Linked DNA regions of Homo sapiens: region 1 is linked to region 2. Evidence: read pairs that join two places in POLR2A ChIA-PET (ENCODE). Cell type or tissue: GM12878. All regions are shown on one strand. Links, peaks and the distances in the headings refer to the core of each region. The heading gives the core; the rest is flanking DNA.

Region 1 (5,374 bases), core at 72-5,071, 280 kb after region 2:
CCAGCTGGTCAGTGATGAGGTGTGGAAAAGAGACATGCTCTTTCACAAAGAGTCCCATGCGCGCTTGGCAAATTATTTCACAGAATGTGGAGACAAATTGCACTTTGTTGGAAACTTAGCCCTGGCCACGTGCCTTGCAGGGCCCTGCCCGCTGAGCGTTGCCGGTCACTGTGCCTTTTCCCCTCCCTGCGCCTTTAGCACAGAAGGCCGTAACAGCAGTCTTCACGGGAAGGGCGCTCGGTTTGGGAAACTGCTGAGTGATATTCTAAAATGGACTCCTACAAATTACAAACTCCATTTTGTTCCTTGATTGAATCTGATTTTTAACTCTGTGTCTCATGGTGATTACCTAATTTCCATATTATGAAGTTGTCTGCAGTTCTTCTGATAATACTTTCAGTGTTACGTTTAGCTGCTTTTCAACCCATCATCTGTTAAAAATACCGTTTTTGCCTCCGTCAGTGCGTTCATGTGCGCTCACCGCACGCTCCACCGCGCGGTCTTGTTTGGGTGCGGCTGGGTTCTTTTCCCTGCCAGCACTTTCACAAGCATTCCCCAGCCTCACTGAGTTCTCTGAAGTATGATTTGCAGTAGATGTGAATTACACGTTCCTCTGAAGTATGATTTGCAGTAGATGTGAATTACACGTTCTGAGCAGGTTCCTCCTTTTCCGCTTGTGTCCCTTGGAAGGCGTATTTCGTGTTTTCGTGGAGGTTAGAAAGTTGTGGTTAGTGCTCGTTTGTTCCGGTGCTGCAGTTTGGGAAATACTTGAATTGATTTTCTCTGGTGCTGTGGTTCAGAAAGAAGCACATTGCGGATTCGCTGGATGATTGTTTAAGAGAGCAGCAGCGATAACCAAAGGAACCCCAACGAAATCTGTACTTTTTAGTAAATCATATTTTTATTTTCAGCGCAGTCTCTGAGTAGGCCATTTTCATATGGCAATTTTTTGTTTAAAGGATCAGTGCTTCACAACAGAGAAAGATGTGTGTTGCCGTTGAGAGGTTAAACTGTCTAACTTGTTCCTGTTCTTCTAATGAAACCTTAAGGAATTTCTATCATGGCCTCATAATAAGAATACCCAGGCTGCTAAAGCAGTAAATAGACAGAATTTCTCGCGTTTGAGCTCTCAGACTGGTGGGCGCCATCATCCCTGAGCAAACTTGGGAGAAGCATCTGCAGGTCTCGGCCACGTGAAGCTCCCCCTCACCTGTTTCATCACTTGCCTCCTAGAGAAAGGATTTGTGGGTTGGAACTTTTTGCAGGGATTGTAAAGATTTTATTAAGGGCAGAGGATATTCTAGGAAGAAAAAATTGCTTAAAGAAAAAAAAAGCTTCTCAGGCCGGGCGCGGTGGCTCACGCCTGTAATCCCAGCACCTTGGGAGGCCGAGGCAGGCGGATCACGAGGTCAGGAGATCGAGACCATCCTGGTTAACATGGTGAAACCCTGTCTCTACTAAAAATACAAAATATTAGCCGGGCGTGGTGGCAGGCGCCTGGAGTCCCAGCTGCTTGGGAGGCTGAGTCAGAAGACTGGCGTGAACCCGGGAGGCGGAGCTCGCAGTGAGCCGAGATCGTGCCACTGCACTCCAGCCTGGGTGACAGAGCGAGACTCCATCTCAAAAACAAAAACCAAGCCTCTCCCTCTTTTCTGCGTTTTAGGAGAAGGACAGCATTTATTTCAGAAAATTTTGATAATTCAGTGAAGGAAAACATCTTCATGGACTCGTTGATTAAGAATGGAGAGGTTTTGAGGGCATTGCCCAGATGGGAATAGTTCAGAAAAGAGCCGAATTGCTCTGCAAAGTCAAGCGGAAGTTTCAGCAGTGGTGGCGCGAGGATAAGGGCTCATCAGGAGCGAGCAGAGAGCTGGAGGAGGGGGAGGTCTTGGGGATGGAGGGAAGCCTGGTGAGGGGTGAGAGGGCAGATCGGAAGAGGGGCTGCATCACTCTTGTTTTCTTGTGGTAAGGAGTTGTGAAAGAATCTCTCAAAAGCACTTCTGAGTAGTTTCTTCCTATCTTGAGTAGTACTGTGACCCTTCTTTGTCATCCCTAAACCTTTAGTAAAAGTCTGCCGTGGAGACACGAAGGTGCTGAGAATGAAGAGAGAGGGCTGTGTCTGTAATGGAAGCCGCGTGGAAAGGAGGATGGGCGGCAGCCTTCGAGGGTGTGTGCTGGGCAGGGAGTAAAGCGACAGGCAAGCCCGCAGATGGGGAACTCCCTGGGAAGCCCCCTGTATCCTTCGGGACAGACATTGTATGAGTTCCCACAGAATCAGAGAGGGTGACTGGAGCCACTGAATTTGGAGTGAAAGAAAAAGGTGAGAGTAGGAGGAACGTGCGTTTTCAGTCGTGGCAGGCTAGATAATTTCAACCACATTTCCCACTGGATAAGACCTTTTTGTTTTTTTAAATTAAGCCAACAAAGCAAAAAGAAAAAAAAAAAAGGAAAGAAAAATAAATGTCTTAAAAGCATTGAATTGCTATCTACAAAATAAGGACTTCCTGGGCCAGAGTGAAGCTAGGACCTGGCTAGGTATGCCCAGCTCTAAAGCCACCAGTGTTCTGGGTGTGTGTTTCCTGATGCAGAAGAAAAATCATCCCAAAGCTGGTTGTGGTTTGGGCGCCTCATGTAGTGCCTGCATCCAACCCGATTAGTCAGGATAGGGATCTGAGAAATGCCCATACAGTTTGTGAGACCCAGAATAGTGACACGTGAGGGCAAAGTGGACGTGATACTCCCTCATAAAATCTAGGTTCCAACCTGAGAGGATCAGGGTTGTTTGAACCTCAGTTATGATGATTCTATACTGGAGTTCCCCAGAATGCTAGTGAGAAGCAAAACAAAATCTTGTCTGGAGGAAGTTACAACTGAAATTGTATTTTTTTCTTTCTTTCTTTTTTTTTTTTTTTTTTTAATAACTCCAAACACCTTTTTCAAATAAAGTGACCCACACACATGAACCCGGGAGGCGGAGGTTGCAGTGAGCCGAGATCGCGCCATTGTACTCCCGCCCGGGCAACAAGAGTGAAACTCTATCTCAAAAAAGAAAAAAAAAAAAAAAAAAAGTTGGGTGATGTTTTTGTGACCAGAAATATGCCATTGAAACTTACCTCTTGTTTCTGTCAATCACCCTGTGGTAAAATTGGTTTCATTATATGTCGTTTTGCTTCAGGTCAGCTTCTGAGAACCTGTGGATGATTGTAAGTGGGTATTTGGTGGCTAGTGCTGCCGAGCTCCACAGGCACCAGCCTAGAAAGGACTTCAGAGATAAGAGCATAAATCTGGAGTTTTAACCCAAATTTAATTCTTTTATATAATCTTTTGGAATATTTTAAGGGCTTGGCATTTTTCTTCAGGAAGAATAATTTTTCTGAAAAATTCTCGAAACAAGGCTCATGGCTAAGTGGAATTAAATAACTAAAAGTTAAATATAAGTCTTAAAGTTTATTTTGTTTTATGTTAGAATAGGGCATGTGTCCAGCAACTCCACAAAAAATAGAATTAGGATGTCGCCTAATCTGTATTATCCTGCCTTGTGTTACTTAAAATTTAATAAGCATTTGTAGGCTCAAAGAGGGTATGCTGTTCTTTCTAAAATTATCTAGCTAATGTGTTCTCAATATTTCTATTAATTGTCAATCTGTTCCCTACTTAGCAAAGGATTTTGTATATAAAATCAACAGTTCGCACCAATTATTTAGTAATTTACTGCTGTAATAATAAATGTACCTTTACTCTCCAACTGATAGAATTTCAGCGTATAAAGCACACGATGAGATTTCCACTCCGTATTACATCGAGAACGCTTACACCTACTTGAAATTCCACATTTTTGCAGTGAATCCTAATGACGTCCCCTGTACATTTTGTTTTTACATCTGTCACGTCTGATGTTAACCTCTGAAATCACATGATCCCTGTTTGTCCCCAAGATAGAATGGCCAGAGGAGTGGGCTTCAGCCCTAGCCTTTCCAAAGGCTGGAGTCAGAGCCCCTCTGTGTGAATTCTGGGGCCAGCCCCACCTGGTACTCAGTGTCATGCATCTTTTGTGACATAGATGACGTCTGTATAAATGAGATATTTGCTACATTTTTTGATTAAAAAAACCATAGAGAACTTTTTTCAGTATTTTAAAAGAATATTTGAAACCTCAGCAGATGTGTCCATTTGATTATGTCCATTCTTGATTTTTTCAGATTTAAGAGTAGATCATAAACAACTGCATTTCAGATCAGAGAATTGTCCCATTGGGGGTGACACTGGCACTAAAAGGGAGGCTCTTGGATTGTTTCTGGTGCCACAGTGGTGGTGCCAGGGCACCGTTGGATGAGGGGAGTGGGAAGAGCTGTTCCCTGGGGCCCCGGTTCTGGTGGGCTCCACCCTCACGTTGTTCTGAGGGGACTTAAGGCTGGGAGGCCCTCATGGGTCAGGAGGAGCTGCTGGCAAAACCTGATAGTTGCTAAGCTGATCTGAACTTAGCTTGCAAGGAGCAGCAGCCCAGAGGCCTTCCCAGCAACAGCATCGAAGCTGTCGCCAGGGCCGCCTAGGGGATGTAGGATGGGCCACAGCCATGTGCCTTCTGAGTTTTCTCCTGCAAACTGTGCCTTTGCCTCTCTTTAGTAAAAAATGGAAACAACTGCATCTCTCTACCTTCTAACCCCACGGAACCTCCAAGGGCTAGGGGCGCCAAACTGAGCAAATAAAAATAGAGAACGTCTAGTTAAACTTCAATTTCATATAAACAGTGAACAATTTTTTAATATAAGTATGCCCTGAGCAGTGTTTGGCACACACTGAAATTCAGAGTTCACTGATTCTTCTGTATTTATCTGGTAATCCTCCAGGGGTGAGTTCTGAGTGGGGTGAAGTGGAATTCAGACCCAGGCTTGAGCTCTAGGTTACCCTTTGCTCCCCGAGGTTACAGATGACAAGAATGTGGCCTTAAATGTAATGTGTTATTTGAAATTAAAGTATACGCACACACACCCTACACACACATGCCTGTACACACATACCCTACGCACACATGCCTGTACACACGCACCCTACGCACACATGCCTGTACACACGCACCCTACGCACACATGCCTGTACACACACACCCGCCAGATACATATACACACACCCTACACACACATGCCTGTATACACACACCCTACGCACACATGCCTGTATACACACACCCTACGCACACATGCCTCTATACACACACCCACCAGATACATATACACACACCTACAGATGCACCCCTGTATACACACACACCCCTACACACATGCCTGTATACACACACCCTACACACATGCCTGTATACACACACTCTACACACACATGCCTGTACACACACACCGTACACACACATGCCTATACA
Region 2 (5,374 bases), core at 194-5,193:
AACAGCGTGGAAAACTTCACAAGTGTCATGTTGAGCCGAGAGCCAGGCACAAAAGGTTTCATACTGTATGATCTGATTTCTATCAAGTACAACAGTGAACCTAGTTGTTTAGAAGTCGCAGCAGTGGTTCCCCTTTGGGGAGTCATGACCACAGGGGCACGGTGGGGGACCCTGGGGCTGGCAATATTCTGCTCCTTTATCTGGGTGCTGGTTACACAAGTGTGCTCAGCGTGAAAATTCACCCAGTGCACACTCAGAATGAGATCCTCTGGGTCTGTGATATGACAAATACTAAAACAGCCTGTAATCCCAGCACTTTGGGAGGCCGAGGTAGGCGGATCACTTGAGGTCAGGAGTTCGAGACCAGTCTGGCCAACACGGCGAAACTCTGTCTCTACAACAAATACAAAAATTAGCCAGGTGTGGTAATGGGTGCCTATAATCTCAGCTACTTAGGAGGCTGAGACAGGAGAATCGCTTGAACCCAGGAGGAGTTTGCAGTAAGCCGAGATTGCACCACTGCACTCCAGCCCGGATGATGGAGTGAGATTGTCTCAAAAACCAAGAACAAAACAAAGAAAAAAACCCACTAAAACAGATAACAGGGTTAGAAGTTAAAATTGTAGAGTAGCTGAAACAATAGAATCATATACAATTTTTAGCTACAAGGAGACTATATCAAATGCACAATTATAAAGATGAAAATGAACCCACATTCTCCAGTGGGAGGCAGGGTTCAGAGGACTTTCTCTTGGAGTCTGCACCTATAGGATCAGGTCTGGAATCCAGTCAGCCAAAGTCTCATGAAAACAGGTTTGATGGGAGGAAAGGGAAGGAGAAAGCAGGACGGACGGAAAGGGGGAGTCGAGAGACAAACAGAGGAGGGGAAGGCGGGAGAAACAGATGCACTCTTCTGAACAGCCTAGTGCGGAACGACATGCAGAGGAACGGGGCTTGTGGTGGTTTGAGATGTGAGGACGGTCAGGATGAGCTTTTCACGACAGCAGGTGGTGGAGGCCAAGTCCCCCAGGATTAAACAGGGAAGTATGGAAGCACAGGCCCTCCTGCCCCAGTTGTAATCAAGAGGAGGGCTCCTTCAAGCAATGATGCTGCTCTGAAGCAGATATATGGGAATGCCTCCTTTTAATAAACTGAAATTCACTTTCTTGATGTAGGTGCCAAATTCATTCAAAAATATATAAAACTAACCTAAACACATGCCATTTCTATTCTATGGGTGAAGCCTGTGCTGAGTTGTCAAGACTGTGTATTGGCTGGGCTCAGTGGCTTACACCTGTAATCCTAGCACTTTGGGAGGCTAAGGTAGGAAGATGGCTTGAGCACAGGAGTTTGAGATCAGCCTGGGCAATATGGCAAAACCCTGTCTGTACAAAAAAAATTAGCCAGGCGTGGTGGCACACACCTGTAGTCCCAGCTACTCAGGAGACTGAGGTGGGAAGATCACTTGAGCCCGGAAGGTAGAGGCTGCAGTGAGCTAAGATCATGCCACTGCACTCCACCCCGGGTGACAGAGCGAGACCCTGTCTCAAAAAAAATTGCCTATTAAGGTTATAAGCAAACAACATGAAATAGTGTTATGAATACAAAATGAATGAACACCTACCACTTTGTGTGTGTGTGTGTGTGTGTGTGTCTACCATATGTTCCTTTTTTTAAACTTTTAAGTTCACGGGTACATGTGCAGGTTTGTTATATAGGTAAAGTGCGTGTCATGGGGGTTTGGTGTACAGATTATGTCTCTAGCCATCCTACCACTTTTTAAGGGTGACAAAGTCTTGTTACTCAGCATGCAATAACTAACCCACCAGGCTCCAGGCTCCTACTACATTTCAGATGTGGACACATCCCTGGCTGGGCGTGGTGGCTCACACCTGTAATCCCAGCACTCCAGGAGGCCAAGGTGGGGAGATCACCTGAGGTCAGAAGTCTGAGACCAGCCTGGCCAACTTGGTAAAACCCCATCTCTACTAAAAATACAAAAATTAGCCAGGCGTGGTGGCGCATGCCTGTAGTCCCAGCTACTCGGGAGGCTGAGGCAGAAGAATCACTTGAACCCAGGAGGTGGTGGTTGCAGTGAGCTGAGATCGCGCCACTGAACTCCAGCCTGAGCAACCAAGCAAGACTCCATCTTGAAAAAGAAAAGAAAAGAAAAGAAAAAAGACATGGACGCATCCCAGACAGATGTGAGGTGTATTCCTCCATGTGCCCAGTTTAATTCTCACATTCACCTCGAATGTAAAAGCTATTACCATCTCCGCTTCCAGAAAGAGAAACTGAGGCTCAGAAGGGTAAGTGACCCGCCCCCAGGCCTCCTGGCCAGTGAGCAGGGGGCTGGACTCCATGCCAGGGTCCAGGCTGTGGAGCCCATGCCCTTTGCATTCACTGGGATGGTCTGCTCATGAGAAATTAAGTCAGCCTGACTCATCATGTCCACCTGGGGTATGGCCAGCTGCACGAAACGGGGAGACACTTCAGGAAGATCACCCAATCAGGCATGCGCATGCCACCACGGCCATCCTGTCTCTCAGTCCAAACACACACGTACTCAGCTTCTCCAGCATCTCCCGCAGGGTCTGCAGCCACAAGTGACACAGCTGCTCCTCTGGACACCAGAAAGTCACCTGCGCCCACTTCCAGCGGTGCCGTCGTGCTCTCTTTACACAGTGAACTGCACAGAAGCAAGCATGCTCGTTAGTGCAAAGTTTGCAGGGTCACTGACAAAACCTCAAGTGAATATGCACCAAATGCAGCTAATTATAGGTTCCTAACCAAAATTTCCCAGGGGTTCTCCTCCCTTCTAATTAGTAACTTTCAAGGTATATTAGAAAAAAACATCCGATCTTTCAAACCTTTTAAGTCATATAAGGGAAAAGGGCTGGCTGTGATGACTCACGCCTGTAATCCAGCACTTTGGGAGGCTGAGGCGGGCAGATCACCTGAGGTCAGGAGTTCAAGACCAGCCTGGCCAACATGGTGAAACCCCGTCTTTACTTAAAATACAAAAAAGTAGCCGGGTGTGGTGGCGGGCACCTATAATCCCAGCTACTCAGGAGGCTGAGGCAGGAGAATTGCTTGAACCCAGGAAGCAGAGGTTGAACTAGCCGAGACCGCGCCACTGCACTTCAGCTTGGGCAACAAGAGCAAAACTCTGTCTCAAAAAAATAAATAAATAAAAATAAGGGGAAAAATGACCATTAACTAAAACATTAACTAAAGGTAGCATTTGGGGAAAAAAATAGGAAGATTTCATAAAGATAAACCAATGCATTGAGCTTGTTAAACAAGTAACAGAAAAGTTCCCTCTCGTGTAATCTACATAGAATTAATGAAGAATGTGGGAGAAGACATTTAGGCTTATCACCTGTAAAAGCGTAAGGCTTTTCCATTTTCTGCCATTTTCCACTGCCTTGATGTTTCCCGTGAACGTCTGTTTCCTCAACGGCGATGATCTCAGATACAGGCACAGAGCAGGCATCTGTAAAAACACCACGTCCTTCTGTCAAAGAATTCGTCAGAATCCACACAGGTAAAATCAGTCCAACTCCAAGAAGCTGAGAATATTCTGCTTTAATATTCTCATTAGAAATTCAGGCTGGGTGTGGTGGTGTGCACCTGTAATCCCAGCACTTTGGGAGGCTGAGGAGGGAGGATCGCTTGAGCTCAGGAGTTGCAGTGGGCTATGATGGTGACACTGCACTCCAGCCCTGGCAACAGCACAAGACCCCATCTCCAAAAAGAAAAAAGATATACATATATATATATATTTTTTTGAGACAGAGTCTCACGCTGTCGCCCAGGCTGGAGTGCAGTGGTTCGATCTCGGCTCACTGCAAGCTCTGCCTCCCGGGTTCGCGCCATTCTCCTGCCTCAGCCTCCCGAACAGCTTTTTTAATACCCCCTCCCCCAAAAAGGAAGGTTATAGGTCACTTTTAAACTCACAAATAAATAACTGTGGGCAGCTCAATGTTACCAGACGGCGGGATGTTTTATTCAGCCGAGTCACCAAATGGAGGCTGTGATTTTTCACACGATTTGCTCACCCATTCAAGCAGCAAATGCGGACCATTCCGGGCCAGCTACCATGTGAAATTTGGGGAAACATGCTCGAGACATGGCCTCTGTCTGCAGGACAGTGCCTGGTTCAGAAATCCAAGTGGGAGGGAGACACGTGACAGGACCCGGGACAGCTGGAACCACGGAGCTTGCAAGTGAGGCAGAGCCCAAGTGTGGCGCGAACTGGAGTGCAGGGGGAGGAGACAGGGGAGACTTCCAGGGGCCCAGGGGATGACAGCACCGGACATGCTCCACCCTGGGAACCAGCAAGGACCCATTCCACCCGAGCCACCTGGGGCGTGTTCATCTGCTGGGCAGCTGTAATTACAGGCTTGCACATCAAAGAAAGTTCTGGGCTGGCAGCAGAGCTGTGGGAGGTGACGGGTAACTGAAGTCCAAGGCCTGAAAGAACTTGCCCAGGAGAGCATGGGATTGAAGACAGCAAAGCCAAGTTTGAGGAAGGTGGCTTCCAAAAGCTTATTCTGGAATTACTGTTAGGCATGTATGATATATCCTTACACAGAAGAATGTTATAATTTGTGGTTAGCTTCCTAGGTTGGCTATAAAACCTGCAATATAGCTAAAATACCGTATTTTTGCCGTAGCTAAATGCAAAAAAAATTGCTATAACATTTGTGGTAATTTTGCATCATTTTTAAAGTTGTGGCCCATGGAAATCAAGTTCTAGGAACCTGGGAGGGTAGTGTCTGAACTGGGCCTTTGAGCACTGTAGAAACCTTTGAAAGGCCAGTAGTGGGGCCTCCTGATTCCCTCTGAAGTGAAGCCAGCCCCAGGGGAGCAGACTTGATGGGGAGGGGGTGGGTTACAGAGGATGAAGTCTGGCTGGAGAGCAGAGGTCTCAGGAGGTGTCTGTGTGCATCCTCCTCCTGGGTATAGGATGTGGGGTCCAGAGTGACTCTCAGGGTCCCCACCCTCCGGTGTGCCCCACCTGGGCCTCCCATCTTTTTTTTTTTTTTTTTTTTGAGATGCAGTTTTGCTCCTGCTGCCCAGACTGGAGGGCAATAGCTCCATCTCGGCTCACCGCAACCTCCACCTCCCGGTTCAAGCGATTCTCCCTCCTCAGCCTCCCAAGTAGCTGAGATTACAGGTTCCCACCACCAGGTCCAGCTGATTTTTGTATTTTTAGTAGAGACAGGGTTTTGCCATGTTAGCCAGGCTGCAGGCCGTGCCGTGCCAGGGGTGCCAGCACAAGACCAGGCAGTCCACGTGCGTCCTGCCAGAAGGAGCGACACAGGTGCTGGGGCAGGGAGGTGGTGGGGACAGCCTCACTGTCAGGGTC

The links. Peaks named below come from ENCODE experiments on the same cell type or tissue, not always from the same donor. Only the 100,000 strongest peaks of a DNase experiment are listed, where the experiment ranks them.
Region 1: POLR2A ChIA-PET joins it to region 2 with 8 read pairs; 1 of 35 experiments calls an interaction of 5 or more read pairs at or near these places.

The regions. Positions count from the first base shown.
Region 1 is chr22:46,998,403-47,003,776 of GRCh38, forward strand. The region is part of intron 10 of TBC1D22A (TBC1 domain family member 22A); the gene reads left to right. Among named protein-coding and RNA genes, the nearest start is that of TBC1D22A-AS1, 85 kb to the left of the region's middle. RefSeq lists enhancers at 1,073-1,574, 1,575-2,074, 2,975-3,164. In GM12878, for the core only: no CTCF peak of the experiment used is centred there; DNase peaks (open chromatin) are centred at 2,159, 2,749 and 3,149; H3K4me3 peaks cover 618 bases; H3K27ac peaks cover 1,041 bases.
Region 2 is chr22:46,717,520-46,722,893 of GRCh38, forward strand. It overlaps CERK (ceramide kinase), which reads right to left. Exons shown (of 13, transcript NM_022766.6): 2 at 3,383-3,496; 3 at 2,567-2,689. Among named protein-coding and RNA genes, the nearest start is that of CERK, 18 kb to the right of the region's middle. RefSeq lists an enhancer at 5,320-5,374. In GM12878, for the core only: no CTCF peak of the experiment used is centred there; a DNase peak (open chromatin) is centred at 2,752.